Regions from separate parts of the Mus musculus genome. Here all the other regions are linked to region 3. A link is a contact called in ENCODE Hi-C or POLR2A ChIA-PET data. All regions are on one chromosome and are shown on one strand. The core of a region is the stretch at or near the end of the contact, and the rest is flanking DNA. Distances in the headings are between cores, read along the strand shown.

What was found. Hi-C counts contacts between places; a loop is a spot of excess contacts on that map. ChIA-PET counts read pairs that join two places held with the same protein, here RNA polymerase II (POLR2A).
Region 1: a map of T-helper 17 cell shows a loop between it and region 3 (6-fold over the local background). The contact joins the promoter of Cdk1 here to the promoter of Tfam in region 3. A Hi-C loop is called at or near these places in 1 of 37 maps with a recorded cell type or tissue (T-helper 17 cell). POLR2A ChIA-PET finds 5 or more read pairs at or near these places in 1 of 5 experiments (embryonic stem cell).
Region 2: a loop to region 3 is called in a map of T-helper 1 cell, with 5 times the contacts of the local background. The contact joins the promoter of Zwint here to the promoter of Tfam in region 3. A Hi-C loop is called at or near these places in 3 of 37 maps with a recorded cell type or tissue (T-helper 1 cell, T-helper 17 cell and regulatory T cell).
Region 4: a map of T-helper 17 cell shows a loop between it and region 3 (3-fold over the local background). The contact joins the enhancer-like site here to the promoter of Tfam in region 3. A Hi-C loop is called at or near these places in 2 of 37 maps with a recorded cell type or tissue (T-helper 1 cell and T-helper 17 cell).

Annotation. Positions count from the first base shown.
Region 1 is chr10:69,350,798-69,354,592 of GRCm38, reverse strand. Cdk1 (cyclin-dependent kinase 1) reads left to right here and starts at 1,681. Exons shown (of 8, transcript NM_007659.4): 1 at 1,681-1,757.
Region 2 is chr10:72,653,174-72,657,076 of GRCm38, reverse strand. Zwint (ZW10 interactor) reads right to left here and starts at 2,231. Exons shown (of 8, transcript NM_001293683.1): 1 at 2,100-2,231; 2 at 1,004-1,094; 3 at 716-839; 4 at 381-547; 5 at 204-260; 6 at 1-31. The coding sequence starts at 2,158.
Region 3 is chr10:71,235,541-71,239,594 of GRCm38, reverse strand. Tfam (transcription factor A, mitochondrial) reads left to right here and starts at 1,551. Exons shown (of 7, transcript NM_009360.4): 1 at 1,551-1,755; 2 at 2,564-2,679; 3 at 3,982-4,052. The coding sequence starts at 1,655.
Region 4 is chr10:70,118,597-70,122,442 of GRCm38, reverse strand. All of the region lies in intron 1 of Ccdc6 (coiled-coil domain containing 6), which reads right to left. Among named protein-coding and RNA genes, the nearest start is that of Gm51771, 10 kb to the right of the region's middle. Within about 2 kb of position 1,687, at least 1 of the 3 ENCODE cell types and tissues checked has a DNase peak (open chromatin) inside an H3K27ac peak, as active enhancers do.

The sequences.
Region 1 (3,795 bases), core at 432-2,931, 1.9 Mb after region 3:
ACATTTAAAAAAAAGATTTATCTATTTGGTATACAGTATTCTACACACATGTATGCCTGCACACAAGAAGAGGGCAGCAGATCTCATTATAGATGGTTATAAGCCATCATGTGGTTGCTGGGAATTGAACTCAGGACCTCTAGGAAGAGCAGACAGTGCTCTTAACCTCTGAGCCATCTCTTCAGCCCAATATTTAACATTCTTATGTGGAGATATGTCAAAACATTTAGTGTGTTATCATTGTATACATAATGAATACATAAGTGTATAATCACAGAAACAGGCTGGCATTTTTTCTTTTCAGTTTTGAGGGTGTCTTTCAGTGTTTCATTGGTTCCTATCCTCTTGTCTTCTTAAGGTACTTTAAATGTGATCCTTCTGCTGGCTGCTAAAAACTCATTGAAAAAAACATAATCTGCAGGAACACGGGAGAGCTGGAAAATACATCAAGTTACCTGACACAGACATAGAGAGACAGACACTTCATGTTCTTTCTCATAGGCGGATCCTAGCATGTAATGTTCATATGTTAGTGTGTATATAAGGTTCCAACTAGAAAGGAAAGGCTGCCCGAGTGGGGGGGGGGATTAGAGTCATGGACATGGTGATAGGACACAGAGGGCTATGGGCTTGGGGGCGTGCAGTTACGAGGTGCGGGGACTAGGGTTACTGGGAGAAGGGATGAGAAGAATTAACACAGACCAATATTGTCTGAAAATTCCATAGTGAAACTTAATATTATATATATACATATATTAAAGGTGTGTGCCACAATCCTCAGATATATATATATATATATATGTATATATATATATACACACACATATATACACACACACACACATATATATACACACATACATATGTAAACTAATATATTATATATTAATATTATATATTATTTATATTATCCCAGCTTAATATAGAATTTTGAAAGGCATAATCATAAAGTAATTTTAAATGTTAGCAATAGCCAGGTGGTGGTGGCAGCACACGCCTTTAACCCCAGTACTCTGGAGGCAGAGGCAGGAGGATCTCTGTGAGTTCAAGGCCAGCCTGGTCTACAGAGCAAGTTCTAGGTCAGTCAAAATTACACCCAGAAACCTTGTCTCAAAACAAAACAAAATAAAAGTAAGAAACTCTTTTTTTTTTTTTTTTTTTTTTTTGGTTTTTCGAGACAGGGTTTCTCTGTATGTGTAGCCCTGGCTGTCCTGGAACTCACTCTGTAGACCAGGCTGGCCTCGAACTCAGAAATTTGCCCTGCCTTTGCCTCCCGAAAGCTGAGACTAAAGGTGTGTGCTACCACGCCCAGCTAATAACAAGCTCTTGATGTAGTGGTACTGTCACTTTGGTGGCTGGCTATCTAAATTCAATGCATTTGAATTGTGTTAGTCTTGGAGGGAAATTACACACAGAAAGGTAGCTGGAGAAAAAAGAGAATAGATTAGACTGTCCAGAAACAACAGGACGATATTGGAAGGAAAACAGAGCTCAAGAGTCAGTTGGCGCCCGCCCTCCTGCAATTCCTCTGGCCGCGGTTTCCGCTCCCTTTCGCGCTCTGCGCTCCCAGGCAGCCCCGCCCAAGCGTAGCTCAGCTCTGATTGGCTCCTTTGAACGTCTACGTGCAATCGGATTGGCGGATCCCGGGAGCTTTACCGCGGCGAGTTTGAAACTGCTGGCACTCGGCCTCTAAGCTCCTGGAGTTGCTGCGTCCGCGCAGTCCGGAACTGCGGTGTGGCCCCAGCCGGGACAGAGAGGTATGGCGTGAGTCGGACTGGGTGCAGGCTGGGCCTGCGGGGGCTCCACGGGATCTGGGGGTTCCCCCGGGGAAGGGCAGGACATCCATGTGAGCCTGGGGATCCCTTGTGGACGGGTAGGGCCTCCACGTGAGATCTTGGTCTCCTGTGGACGGGTAGGGCCTCACCTAAGTCCGGGATCCCTTATGGTCGGGCATGGCCTCCCTGAGCCCGGGGTCTGGGGTACCCTATGGATGAGCATGTCCTCATCTGAGGCCAGGGTCCCCTATGCAGGAGCATGGCCTACCTGAGCCTGGGGACACTATGGAGGAGCAGGGCTCACCGGAGCCTGGGATCCCTATGGGGGGGGGGGGCAGGGCTCACCCGATCCAGCGGTCCCTTATGGAAGGGCAAGGCTCACTTGAGCCCCGGGTCCTGCGGACGTGCAGGCCCCTACGCGAGCTCCAGGTTCCTGCAGACTGGATGGGCCTCGCTGGAGTGGGCCCGGGTGTGGGCGGGGTGCCAAGTTATGTCCCAGGCCCTGTTGGCTGCCAGTGTGGAGCTGGGCTGCACCAGGCCAGCTGCCTTCGGAGGCCTTAAGTCGGTACTGCCGGAGAAACAGACCCGTGGTCGTTTAAAAAGCTTATTCCTACCAAGGTGCAGAACCAAGAAAGTGTAGGATCGTTTATTTTTAGTTGCCTGTGCTAAGGCCACAGACTGTACCCAGGCAAAGAAGGAGAGAGAGGGAGAACCGCGGATGCCTTCGCGTCCTTGATCGTCTTAAAACATAAATACCGATGAAGGTTCTGATGTGCGGGCCACCATCGCCTGCCCCCAACTTGGATACACTGGGCAGCTTTTAACAGCAGGCCCGGGAGACTGGAAAATGTTGGAAGGAAATAAGCCCAGCTTTCAAGACATGTTAACTCTTTGCTGTCTGTGCAGAGGTGGTTGAAACGTTTAATGCTCTATAGTTATATTAAGTCTCTGTATTGAAGAAAGGGGGTTGGGGGGGGATGCGTTGAAATTTCCTAAACATAATCTCCATAGTTGAGAGTCAATCTTATGTGTCTGAGAATCCCCAGGGTTCAGTGGGATGCCTGGCAGGACCCTTGGACGGGTTTACATTTTCCTTCTGAATTTTTATCTGTTGAGCCGCTGCCTCCTTGTGCAGTGCCAAGAGCTGGGATTCCTGGCTGTGCCCCCACACCCCATGGAGTTGATTTTACTGTGGAAAGAGATCTGTAAGGAACAGCTCACGAGAGGTCAGCCATTCCTTGATGCTCATTCATAAGGATCTTGTCACCCGTGGCAGAGGGCTTTCAAGGAGAAGGCACACCTTTTTCCTACCATTCTTTGTGAGCCAAGAAATTGTTTCTCCCTTGTTCGTGATATTTTTCAAAGCATGATTAGCAAACACACTGTCTTAGCGTTGTTGGGATGAAACACCATGACCAAAGCAAAGGAACTTGGGAAGGAAAGGGTTTAGTTGTCTTGTACTTCCACGTCACAGTTCGGCCTCAGAGGAAGTCTGGACAGGAACCTGGAGGCAGGAGGCCATGGAGGGGGCTGCTTCCTGCCTTCTTTCACATAGCTTGCTCAGCCTGCTTTAAGAACACAGGACCCTATATGCCCACGGATGACCCCACCCACAACGGGCTGAGCCCGCCCCCATCAATCTCTAATTAAGAAACTGACCTAAAGACTTGCCTCCAGCCCCATCCTATGGGAGCATTTTCTTAACTGAGGTTCTCTCCTCTCAAGATGACTTCAGCTTGTGACAATGTGACCTGGCCTAAAGCTAGCCAGCACAGCACAACACCTTCCATTCTTTCTTCTAAGGTGCTTATGGACATTTCTTTCTCTTTGAGTACCTTGAGTGGGATTGTCTGTGGCTGCTTTTGGGAAGCATTCAATTGAATGATTTTTGTTTTTTGTTTATTTCCCCCGAGACAGGGTTTCTCTGTGTAGCCCTGGCTGTCCTGGAACTCACTTTGTAGACCTCGAACTCAGAAATCCGCCTGCCTCTGCCTCCCAAGTGCTGGGATTAATGGCATGT
Region 2 (3,903 bases), core at 982-3,481, 1.4 Mb before region 3:
CAGAAATCTTTGTCAGGTTCTGCAAACGCTTCTGAAGGGGTGAGAATGCAGGGCCGTGACTCACCTCATGCTCCTCTTCTCAGCGCCTGCCATATCTCCCATCTCCCCTGCTTAGCCAGAGCTTGAGGCTCAGACTCACTGACAGGCAGAGATACCTTGTCACTTCAAGACAGAGAAGAGCCTAGAGAGAAGTCAGAGCCCACCTGTTGCAGTACCCACTGCTTCTGAGCCAGCTGAAGTTTCTCCTCAAGGACTCGCTTCTGCAGGGAGAGAAAGGACATTCCTTCTTAGGGTTGATTTGAGGAGAGAGCATCGAGGTCCAACCCAGCTTCCCCTCCCCTTCCTCCAGTCCTGCATCCCCTCAGGTTCTCTAGGTATACCTTAGCCTCGAGTTGCTCAAAAGCCTTCTGAAGCTCTGTGTACTTCCTGTGAGCCTCTTTAACCTGGGGTAAGGCCTCAGACAGGGCACATTTTATGACATCCACGTGATCCATGTATGTGGCCTTCATGTCCTTCCACTGCTCCTTAGTTTCAGTTGCCTTTTGCCCTAAGGTGGGCCACAAAGAACAAGAACACGAGTGAGTCATGCCTGCAGCCAGCCTTCTAGAGCTCTCGTTCACAGCCTTCCTTCCCATGAGGCAGACACAGGCATGGCTCACATCTTCCCGCTTCAACCATTCAGCCCACACCCTACCTACAACCCAAGCCTACTCACGACTGGCATCTTCAGAAGCCAGAGCATCAGGGCTCTGCTCAGTGTCCTCCTGAGCCAGAAAAGTCTGTAAGAAGTTCACTACTTGAAGCTGGCTACAGAGCAGTTTGTCTTTCTTCCGCGAGTTCTGTTTACCGTGGGGACAGAAGCAGGGATTAGTCTTCCCTTCTGATACTAGAGACCAGCCATTTTGTTCTTCCCCATTGCTGCCCACTATTTCAAGAGGCTATCCCAGGACCAGCCCCGCCCCCTGTCTTCTGAAACGCTGGGTCCCACTTTGCACATACATACCCTCATAAACTCCTCCATGATCTTGGCAGGCAGCTCTGCTTCTTCCTGCAAGCCTACAGGTTCTAGAATGGCTGCTGCCTCAGCCAGAACCCTGTAAGGCATGAGTGAGATTGTGCTATGGTACCACACGAGCTCGAAGGAACATATGCAGTGGCATCTATGTCAGGAGGGTGCCAATGCTCAGAGGCTACCCAAGGGTCTTAAGGGACTTTAGGCTGAGATCAGAAACACCATGTACCTGGACAACATACAGTAGCAACTAAGCGCCATGAGGAAATCACCTGAAATACTGGAGGATAGGGACTGTGCAGACATGACTACATGTTTAAATAGGGGGGGTCACAATGGGTAAAAACTCGATGAATCCGTCTGAAAGCAGCAGGGGCATATATACAGAAACAGAGAAAAGCCAAAGTTCAGGCAAGCCTTGGAAGACATGCTAGTAATGGCTGATCTCAGAACGTATGATGTGTAACCCACCCAGCCTTTCCAGATTGGCTGGAACAATCCACTAGAGGACAGAGATACAGATAAAAAAATACTAAAGAAGAAGGTTGTGACAGAAGGTCCTAGAATGGTAAAGGGTTGGTTACGACATCTGTAATGGAGCTGGCTTTTTTAGAATACTACGCCACAGGGCTCAGGGTGGGTGAGGTAATGTCCCTCAAAGGCAGCATCCGACATAAGGTGACCTACGTCAGCCATCCAGATGTATCACTCCGCATACAGAAAGAAGTCCCTGCTTAGTCATACCCCTGCAGCAGAATGCCACAAAGACCCTAATAGGCATCATTCCAAAAAAGAGACGTTGTCACACAGTCAAATTCTGCACTCCTGAATTGAGGCGACATCAACCCTCAAAGGCCACACTCATGGAGTAGGATGACAGTCTTTTCGGGCTGCATTATCTTTTCTAATTGAAACTGCTCCTCGGGGCCTACACTCCAGAATCCAGGTGACATCGTCTCTTAGGGCCCGCACTCCTCAGCTAGGGTGACAAGATCCCTCAGAAGTCGCACTCCTGAACTAGGGCGCCACTGTCCCTCCGCCGCCACTGCCCGAGCCGCCGCCCCAGGCCCTCGCCTTCCACACTCACTCTTTCGTCGCAACAGCGTTGTTTTTCTCCGCAACAGCGTTTTTCTCCGCGTCCGCCATCGTTCTGTCGCTCACCACGCCTTTGGATTCTCCTGGACTGCCCGCCTAGGTCGAGATTGGTTTCTGGGTAAGTGGGCAGGACTTTAAATGACGTCACCTCTTTTCATTGGCCGGAGTCGATTCCGGTCCCGCCCCCGTACGCAAGCGTAGGCGGTTTTTCGGTTCTGGGGGCTGGCTGGAGGTTCTGAGCCTGCGCAGTAGGAAGCACTGATAGCTGAAGGCCAGACAGTGAGAAAGCAAAATTTGGTGGGTGCAGACACCGGAAAAAGGCTATTATCTGTTCCAGTAGTCACGCTTTCCTATTAAATGTACTGCTGCGGAAGAAAGGAGGTGGGCCTCTCCTCCACGACGCTGAAGAATACTGATCTTATAAGTAAATACTATATGAGTTCAAAACATTGTGCTTTTAAAGACCTTAATCAGAGATCCCAGTTGGGTCTCTTGTGTGGACAAGTCCCAGCTGAAACTGAGGGTGGGCGTTGGTCGCCAGAGTGCAGGAGGGAGAGAAAGAAGGCTGCACCTAGAGAACCCAGAGCCAGCAGCTTTCTGAAATACTCTGCTGAATCCTGAGCTGTATCTGAGGAAATTTCCTGAAGGGAATTTTAAAGATGCTTTGGAGATTAAAGCAGAGTCGATATTAGATACCATTTTCACAGATTGGTATTGAAGAATGCCTACTCAATGGTGAGCAGATACACCACTGAGAAGTGTCGCCTTGCGACTGGCAATAAATAACCCTACCTACGTTGAGCACTGCTGTGGCACCATCTAACAGATTAAAGGAATGAGGCCTTAACAATCCCTTAAATGTGAGACCAACTAGACTGCAATAATGAAGATGAGGTTACAAAAAAAAAAAAAAAAAAAAAAAAATCACCAAGCAGTAGGTTCGGCTTACAATTCCTGATCTTTGCTTAGTCATTCCCAGGCATGACTAAAAGAAAATTCATTATTAGATGAATAAGTCACTGTTTAGAACAGAAATGGATGTTAAGACATCAGACAAGCAGAACATCTTTGTGTTCCAGAGAAGGAGTAAACAGAAACCAAGATGTGCTACAGATGTGGGCAAGAGGAACTCTCATGTTACTGCTGGGTGTGTTTTGAAAACAATGTTTCCTCAAAGGGTTAAACATAGAATTACTGGATGATCTATAATTTTCCAAGTATAATTACAAAGGAAATTAACATATAAACACAAAAATGCACACAACACACGAAATCTGTAAGAGCCAAAAGTAGAACAAACCTGTCATGACACAAGGAATGAGAAGAACTACTGTAAATGGAATACAAATTTATAATAACCAAAAATGGGGTATTATTGTATGGGAATCTAGCAATGAACCTTGAAAAAATGAAGCCAGGTAAACAAAATTGCAGATTTGATTCTTTCTTTCTTTCTTTCTTTCTTTCTTTCTTTCTTTCTTTCTTTTTCTTTTTTCTATCTTTCTTTCCTTTTTTTTTTTTTTCCTTGTGTTTTTCCAGACAGGGTTTCTCTGTATAGTTCTGGCTGTCCTGGAACTCACTCTGTAGACCAGGCTGGCCTCAAACTCAGAAATCTGCCTGCTTCTGTCTCCCAAGCACTGGGATTAAAGGCGTGCACCACCACTGCCCGGCCTGATTATTTCTTTTATGTAAAATATACAAATAAGGCAAATCAATGAAAGCAGAGAGTGAATTAATACTTGACCAATAGATAGGAGAGGGAAGAGAAAGTAAGGTAAGGAGAAATCATTGAGAGG
Region 3 (4,054 bases), core at 302-2,801:
CAGCAGAAGAGGCTGTTGTTGTTAGGTATATTCTCACCATGCTAACTCTGGCCGACCTGGAACTTGTATATAGAGCAAACTCTCAATCACAGATCTCTACCCACTTCTTACCTCCAGAGTGATTGGAGTGAAAGCATTCACCTCTGAGCCTGATGGATGACATAGTTATTTTTAAATGTTATTTATTTATTTTACCTTTGAAACAAAGTCTCTAGCCTGACTGACCTGGAATTTACTTTGTAGGCAAGGATAACCCTGCACTTGTGGTCCTGCCTCAGCTTCCCAAGTTCTGGAACTAGAGGCTTAAGACACCATGCCTGCTCTATGTGAGGATCCTGGCTTATGGGGGGGATCTAAGCCAACGGCTTTCTGTGCATCCTGGCAGGCATCCCTACCAGTTAAGCCACATTCCCAGACCTTAAGCAACATATTTTAACAGATTGAAGCCCTTGACCATTTTTAGATCTTCCTAATCTTTTCCATGCCATTGAATTAAAAAAAAAAAAAAAACCAACCAAACAAACAAAAATTGAGTTTTTTGTAGGACACAAACTGTACACTACCTCAAGTCCATCCTGGTCCCACAATTTCAGTGGTTTGGCTGGCTAAGCTCATCTAGTCCACGTGATCTGCAAAGTGGGAAACAATATTCAGGGCTCTGGCATGCCCTGCTCAGGTATTAATATAAGAATATTTTTGCTATCGCTTCTCAGCCTTTTGGAGAAGATCAAGTGAAGAATATTCTTGCTTTGTTGCTATTATGAGGGCTAGTTGTTTGGGTTTTTGTTTTGAGGCAGGGTCTCATGTAGTTTTGAACTTGCTATGTAGCAGGGGATGAATTTGAATGCCTGCCTCCGCCTCCCAAGGGCTGGGATTACAGGCCTGCACCATCAAGCTGGGTTCAGTTTATTAATTTTTTTTTCGTGACACATTTCCTTTTGTGTACATGTTTGTGTGTGTGTGTATGTCAAAGTCAGAGGGCAACTTGTTTGAGTTGGTTCTCTCTTTTAATCATGTAGGTCTTGGGGATAGAACTCAGCTTGCCAGGCTCTGGGCCATCTTGGGAACCCTCATTCCTTTCTATTAATTGTTAAAGAGAAGATAAATAAGGCGATCCATTTCAAGACCACTCCTCCCTCTCTTCCACCCCTCCAGTAGCCTTGTGGGCTTTCCTGCGGACTCATGAAACATGCAGTTTGCTGTTGGGGCATCAGCAGTACCACGGATCTCTAACTTCAGTAGCCAGGCACTGTGACACAAGCCGCAGCACCAGCGTCACGAAGCTCAGTAGGCAGCCCAGGCCCATGGTCCAGCAACAGCACGCAGGCAGCCCAGGAGAACACATGGCAGGGGCCTGGGGGTAAGCCGCCGCTCAGCAACACCCACCTTAGACCAGGCCCACCCTCCCTAGCCTCAGGCTCCGCCCCCTCCTCGGCCCGGCCCCGCCCACTGAGCGGTGGGGGACGCACAGCACCTCCTGTCCTCCCCGCCTCCTGCCGCGGACCGGAAGTCCGGGCTTCCCACAGTACCCCGCGCGCGGCGGGCATGATAACAAGCCCCCGGAGTTCCCACGCTGGTAGTGTGGCAGTCCATAGGCACCGTATTGCGTGAGACGAACCGGACGGCGCCGGGCCATCATTCGTCGGCCCGAGCGATGGCGCTGTTCCGGGGAATGTGGAGCGTGCTAAAAGCACTGGGGCGCACGGGGGTCGAGATGTGCGCGGGCTGCGGGGGTCGCATCCCCTCGTCTATCAGGTAGGCCGCGGGCGAGGGACGCCGTTCGTTCAGGCGTCCGTCTGCCCTCGTCCCACCCTCGTCCTCCGGGCCGCCTGGGGTCTCGCGCCTTTTGGTACCCGACCCCACTTCCTGTCACCTTCTACCTTTCGGCGCCTAGGGCGCTCTCCTTCTGCCTTGGAGGCGGGCCCTGAAGTTGTGGCGCGGAACGCTCGCCCGGACGCTGCCAGGAGGTCACCCAGGATGCCACGACTTGTTTTAGCCCTGCAGGCCCCTCTTTGGTTTGGCTAGGTCACCCATGATGCTAGGACTTGCTTCACCCCTCTTTGGTTTGGCTAGGTCACCCAAACCTGCCCTGTTTGCAAGCCTCAGCCCTGCAACCTCTTTTATTTTTTTGCTTAGGGTAGGTTGTTAAAGTAAGTCGGTTATGGAGCTTATACAGCTGAAGCCCCTTGCGTTTAATTGAATTCTTAGCACAGCAGAGGGAAGGGAAATGCACTCAAAGGTTATTACGATTATATATTTTTTTGGTTGATTGGTTGACTTTTTTTTTTTTTTTAATTTAAAAGATTGGGTCTCTCTGCATAGCCCTGGCTGTCCTAGAACTCCTTTTGTAGACTAGGCTGTCATTGACTTAACAGAGATCCACCTGCTCTGCCACTAGAATGTTGGGATTAAAGGCCTGTGCCACAACTGCTGGGCTAGTTATTAGCATTTTAGGTGGAGGTGTTGGATGTACAGCACCTTGGCTGACTTTGTACTTAGAATCTGAGATCTGTGTATGACTGTTACACGTATCTGACATTCCGTTCTTTTTACTTGTGTGTAGTCTTGTCTGTATTCCGAAGTGTTTTTCCAGCATGGGTAGCTATCCAAAGAAACCTATGAGTTCATACCTTCGATTTTCCACAGAACAGCTACCCAAATTTAAAGCTAAACACCCAGGTAAGGAGTTTGGGGCTTATGATCTTCTCTGATATGATTTTTTTTTTAATTGCAATCTTTGATTTGCATTACCAGAGCATCTAGTACAGTCATTTTCTTTGGTAGTCTGTATAAGTTTTTTTTTAACTAATAGAAGTTCTTTAAATATAAATGAGAAAAATAGTTTTAAAATAAGATGTAGAGGGCAGGAGAGATGGCTCAGTGGATAAGAGCACTGACTCTTCCAGAGGTCCTGAGTTCAGTTCCCAGCAACCACATGGTGGCTCACAACCATCTGTAATGGGATCCTATGCCCTCTTCTGGTGTGTCTGGAGACGGCCACTGTGTACTCATATACATAAAATGAGTAAATCTTAAAAAAAAAAACCAAAAAAACCAAAAAACCAAAAGCATGTAGAGTGAAGAGCACTGTAGAGAAAAGAGATAAAGTTGAGGCCTAGTTGTCCTGGGCAGTTGCTTGTTTGTAATGTCTAAGGTGCAATAAAATAACTTATCGGGAAGTGTTCTATATAATACAATAATGGTCTGTATAAATCATTAACTTAACTGGAAATTATCTAAGCTCCTGAAGGTGGGAAAAAGATCTACAACTAGAAAAGTTTTCCAGGAAGCCTAAGAAAGGGTTGTAGGGCCTTCATTTGATTATACGGTGTAAAGGTAGTAGCTGATTAATAAGTCAGTCCTTAGGATTTCCAAAGTTCTTTTACTTCCAGTACCTCGAAGGATGCTAGTGGAAATCAGACTGAAATTCTTACCTTGTAGATAGGAGATGAAGAGACATGCTTATAGGAATTCCCCTGTCTTCTCAAATGGAAGACTTGGCACTAACACATGGTTGATGAAGCAGCTGTATCCTCAGTTAAGAATGAGGGAGAAATGGAGATGGGTGGATTATTTTTTACAGCAGTGTTATATCTGAATGGTACTTCTGTAATTGGAGTGCGAAGTGCTATTGTGTGAGCAGCACATGTTTGTGGTTTGTTTGGGTTTTACTAACAGTAAAGACATGACAGAATATTTGAATTAAAATGCAGACATCCTGAACTTGAAGCAGGTGCTTCCCCAAGTGCTTATTTTACTCTAGCAGTGGGTTTCCAAGGACTGGTTTTGGTAATCTACAACATACTCCTTAAAGCTAATATCAGTTTTCTAGCATTTCCTGATAAAATTATATTTGTATGGTGTAGAGATGCATGTAATTAGTCTGCCTTTAGAGCCACTAGGCTATTTTCAAAAGGTTGTAGAAGTTAACCTCTAAGAAATAAAATTGAGACATCCATTTTTAATCCATTCTATTTGTAGATGCAAAACTTTCAGAATTGGTTAGGAAAATTGCAGCCCTGTGGAGGGAGCTACCAGAAGCAGAAAAAAAGGT
Region 4 (3,846 bases), core at 438-2,937, 1.1 Mb after region 3:
ACACACCAACAAATGCGGGGAATCTTAAATCAATAATCCCAGCACAAGATAATGGAGACATATACAGCAGAACCATCTGAAAGCTTTGGCCCAGCTAGTCACACATACACACACACACACACACACACACACACACAAGACACAGACCACACACACAGACACACATCACTCACACAAACATATACAAACACACCACATACATACAAATACATACTTACACATCTTTCAGACATACACATACACAAACACCACACATACACCCCACACACACACACACACAAAACATACATATACAAACACATACTCACACATCACTCATGCACCACCACACAGTCACACACACACACACACACACACATATCTCACACTCACACACTCTCGGAACTGGCAATTCCACTCCAAGCTGCTCCACAGGCACCAGAGACCATCACTGTTGATCCATGAAATGATGTTAAGGGAATGAGTCTGTGACTGTATCTGTGGGTCGCAGCAGACGACATACAATAGAGGATGTGCTTCTTACAGAGCTAACCTTCCCAGAGACACTGCACATCCAGCCTTTGACGAAAGCAGCACTTTGCCCAGCAGAAGGATAACCTCCGTGTTCTTTAAGTGGGGGGGAGGGACAACAGATACAGTGTGCGCACATTCATGAATATCTTTTTTAAAGGACATGGGGGACACTTCTATCTGCATAAAATTTATCTTAAAAAAAAAAGCCCAAGATTAAGAACAGTGGAAATGTGACAATGTTGGGGGGCCTATCCTTGGTTTTGATCTGGTCTCATCACACTGAGATGCAGCAGCCCTTCACTATGTAAACCTGTCCTACAATACAAAAACTATCTACGTTGTGTACTTATGACGTGGCCCCAGCATTATCTATTACGGAAGCGGGTGTGTCATTCTGCCAGTGCAGAGCGAGTAATAGCACACAACTCGGTGTGGGGACAGAAGTGTGCAGTAAATCATATTTAATGATAAGATGGCATTATCAAAGAAACACGGGATGCATCATGGGAAGCCGCCAGGACATTAATCTGCTCGTCTCCACCTACAGACCCAAGCCTCCGATGCACAGAGCAATCCACTGGCATGTCAGGGAAACACACATGCGTCATACTTACAGACTCTCTGCTGGTGACCTCTGCAGAGAGGCACACCATCCACGGACACCCAATTCTTAACCGTGTCCCTCCCTAGGTAACTGACCTATAACGAGGTCATTCTCTCCCATCTAATATGAGCTGCTTCTCCCTGCTTGCCTTCACCTACTCTCCGGGCCCAGCCTCTGACCCACCTTCGCCCCAGTTCCAGCAAGCTGACTTTCTCTCCAGGGCTTCCTTTCCAACCCTAATGTGCTGGCCAAAATTCAAAGTGTTGCTCTGAGTCATCCTAGAAATTATACTGTACCGAGAGAGGCTCCACCAGATAAGGAAAGCCCGGCCCCTGAATCATCTGGGCTGCAGAGAAGGGTTCTTCCATCGTCAGAACCTTCAAACCCTGGAGTTGGGTGAAGAGTCAGCCAGGAAAGTCTCAGATACCAACCACAGCTGGGGGCTAACACGGCGCTTAGGGGAGGGTACGCTCCTCTGACTGCACACAGACAAAGAAAGAACGGCTGCTTGCCCTTCTGCTTAGAAATGCCAGAGAATGAACTTCAGGAAGCAGGGGGACAGCCATCTGGGCTGCACCTACAGCAGTCCTCCCTCCTCCACCTTGGCTTCTATCTTCACACCTGGCCACGCTCTGCTTCACGCCACTGCACCTTCCTGCCACATCTGAATTTGTGAGCAGGAAGACGACCAGCACAAACACATCCTAATTAAAAACTAAAAAAAGAGCCAGGAGGCTGTGGTGGCACACAACTTTAACCCCAGCACTCGGGAGGCAGAGGACGGTGGATCTCAGTGAATTCGAGGCCAACCTGGTCTACAGAACAAGTTCCAGGACAGCCATGGCTACACAGTGAAACCGTGTCTCAAAAACAAAAATGGGAGTACCTGCTCTTAATCTGTTCAAGTGAAAGTTGTGTAGAGCCTGAGAAAAGAAATTGATGAATAAATGAAGACCAACTCCCAACTTGAAAGGCACTCAGGCCAACACTACTTTCTGAATTAGTTGCAGAAGTATATGCCAGGTCGAACCTGGCCCCACTCGCATCCAGATCTCCTTAGCCACATCTTGACTGCACCTAGACACACTCATCTCTCACTTCCCTAAAATGCCAACCTTCTGACGATCTCAGGATATATGCATATATCCCCTTGCCCCAGAACAGCCTCTGACCAGCTCTCTGCGTGCCTAGCTTTTTTTGCTATTCAAACTAGTTACAGATGATGACAGAGTGTGGTGTCGCTTCAGGGACAAGCCGAGAGCTCAGTCCAGTCACGTCCTCCCAGGAGGCTTATCACCATCTAAAAGTCAGCTGTCTGGTATCTGCCTTTCTTAGAGAATGTAAACCCTAAAAGGAAAAAAAAAAAAAAAAAACTGTCCCCCAAGCCCTGACACACAGAGCAGCTGCAGGAAGACAGCGCCTGTGAGGTGAACAAAGGGCGGTTACTGTGGAAGAAGAGAATGTGGCTGGTCCAATGCTTAAAGGCCACGGTAAGGAGGCGACATTGAAAATACTCCAGAGCGAATTCACTTCACCAGATAAACAACCTGAAACTGCCCAGGATAAAGAAAGGATGCCAGTTAAACCAGAGATTAAGTAAGTGCCTGGGCGGAATCAAAAACAAAAACAAAACACTACATAAAAGGGCCTAATGCAAACATCACAGCACATCGTCCACCGGCACTGGGCTGTCTGTCCCAAGCCAGGGTCTTACAAGAAATACAAAGTACGACTACAGAGAAAATGCCACAGAATGAACGCATTCCTGGAGACCGAGGATATCCTCAACATATTAAAGGAGATTTATAGCAAGCCCACAGACAACATCAACTTAAACAGAGAGAAACTCAAAGTGCAAACAGCTGACTGCTCCACGAAAATCAGGAACAAGACAAGCTGCTTCACTCTCTCCATACCTATTCAATCTAGCACTCAAAATCTTAGCGAGAGAAGTAAGACAAAGACCAAAGGGAACAATTAGGCAGGGAGGAAGTCAAAGTATATTTGTAGCTAGATATGAGAGTAGACATAAGTGACCCTAAAAATTCAACCAGGAACATCCCACAGCGAATAAACACTTCCAGCAAAGTCTCTGGATACTAAAATTAACGCAAAAATGAGTAGCCCTCCTAAAAACAATTGACAAATGAAGTTAGGAAAGAAACCAGGCAGACAATACCATTCACAATTGCCTCAAAAAGATTTTAAAATCTCTTGGGGTAACTCTAACCAAGCAAGTGAAAAAGTCTTACATAATAAAAATGTTAGGACATCAAATTGAAGACAGTTATCAGAAGATGGAAAGATCTCCCATGCTCATGATCGATAGAATTAATATCATAAAATGGCCTTCCTCCAGAAAGCAATCTCCAGATTCAACGCGATCCCCAACACAATTCCTCACAGAACTTGAAAGGATAATTTTCATTTTTAGCTTCATATGGAGACCCAGAAGATCTAGGATCTAGGATACATAAAACCTTGAATAATAGAAGAACTGGTAGATAGGTAGATAGACAGACAGATAGATATCACCAGCCCTGACCTCAGATATTATTACAGAGCAATAGAAATAAAAACAGCATTGCATTGGTACAAAAAAACCCAGATGCACTGATCAATAGAAGACCTGATATTTTATAAAGACAGAAATATACACGGGTGTGTGTGTGTGTACAAAAACAGCATCTTTAACGAATGGTGCTGGTCACACTGGACGACTACATAGA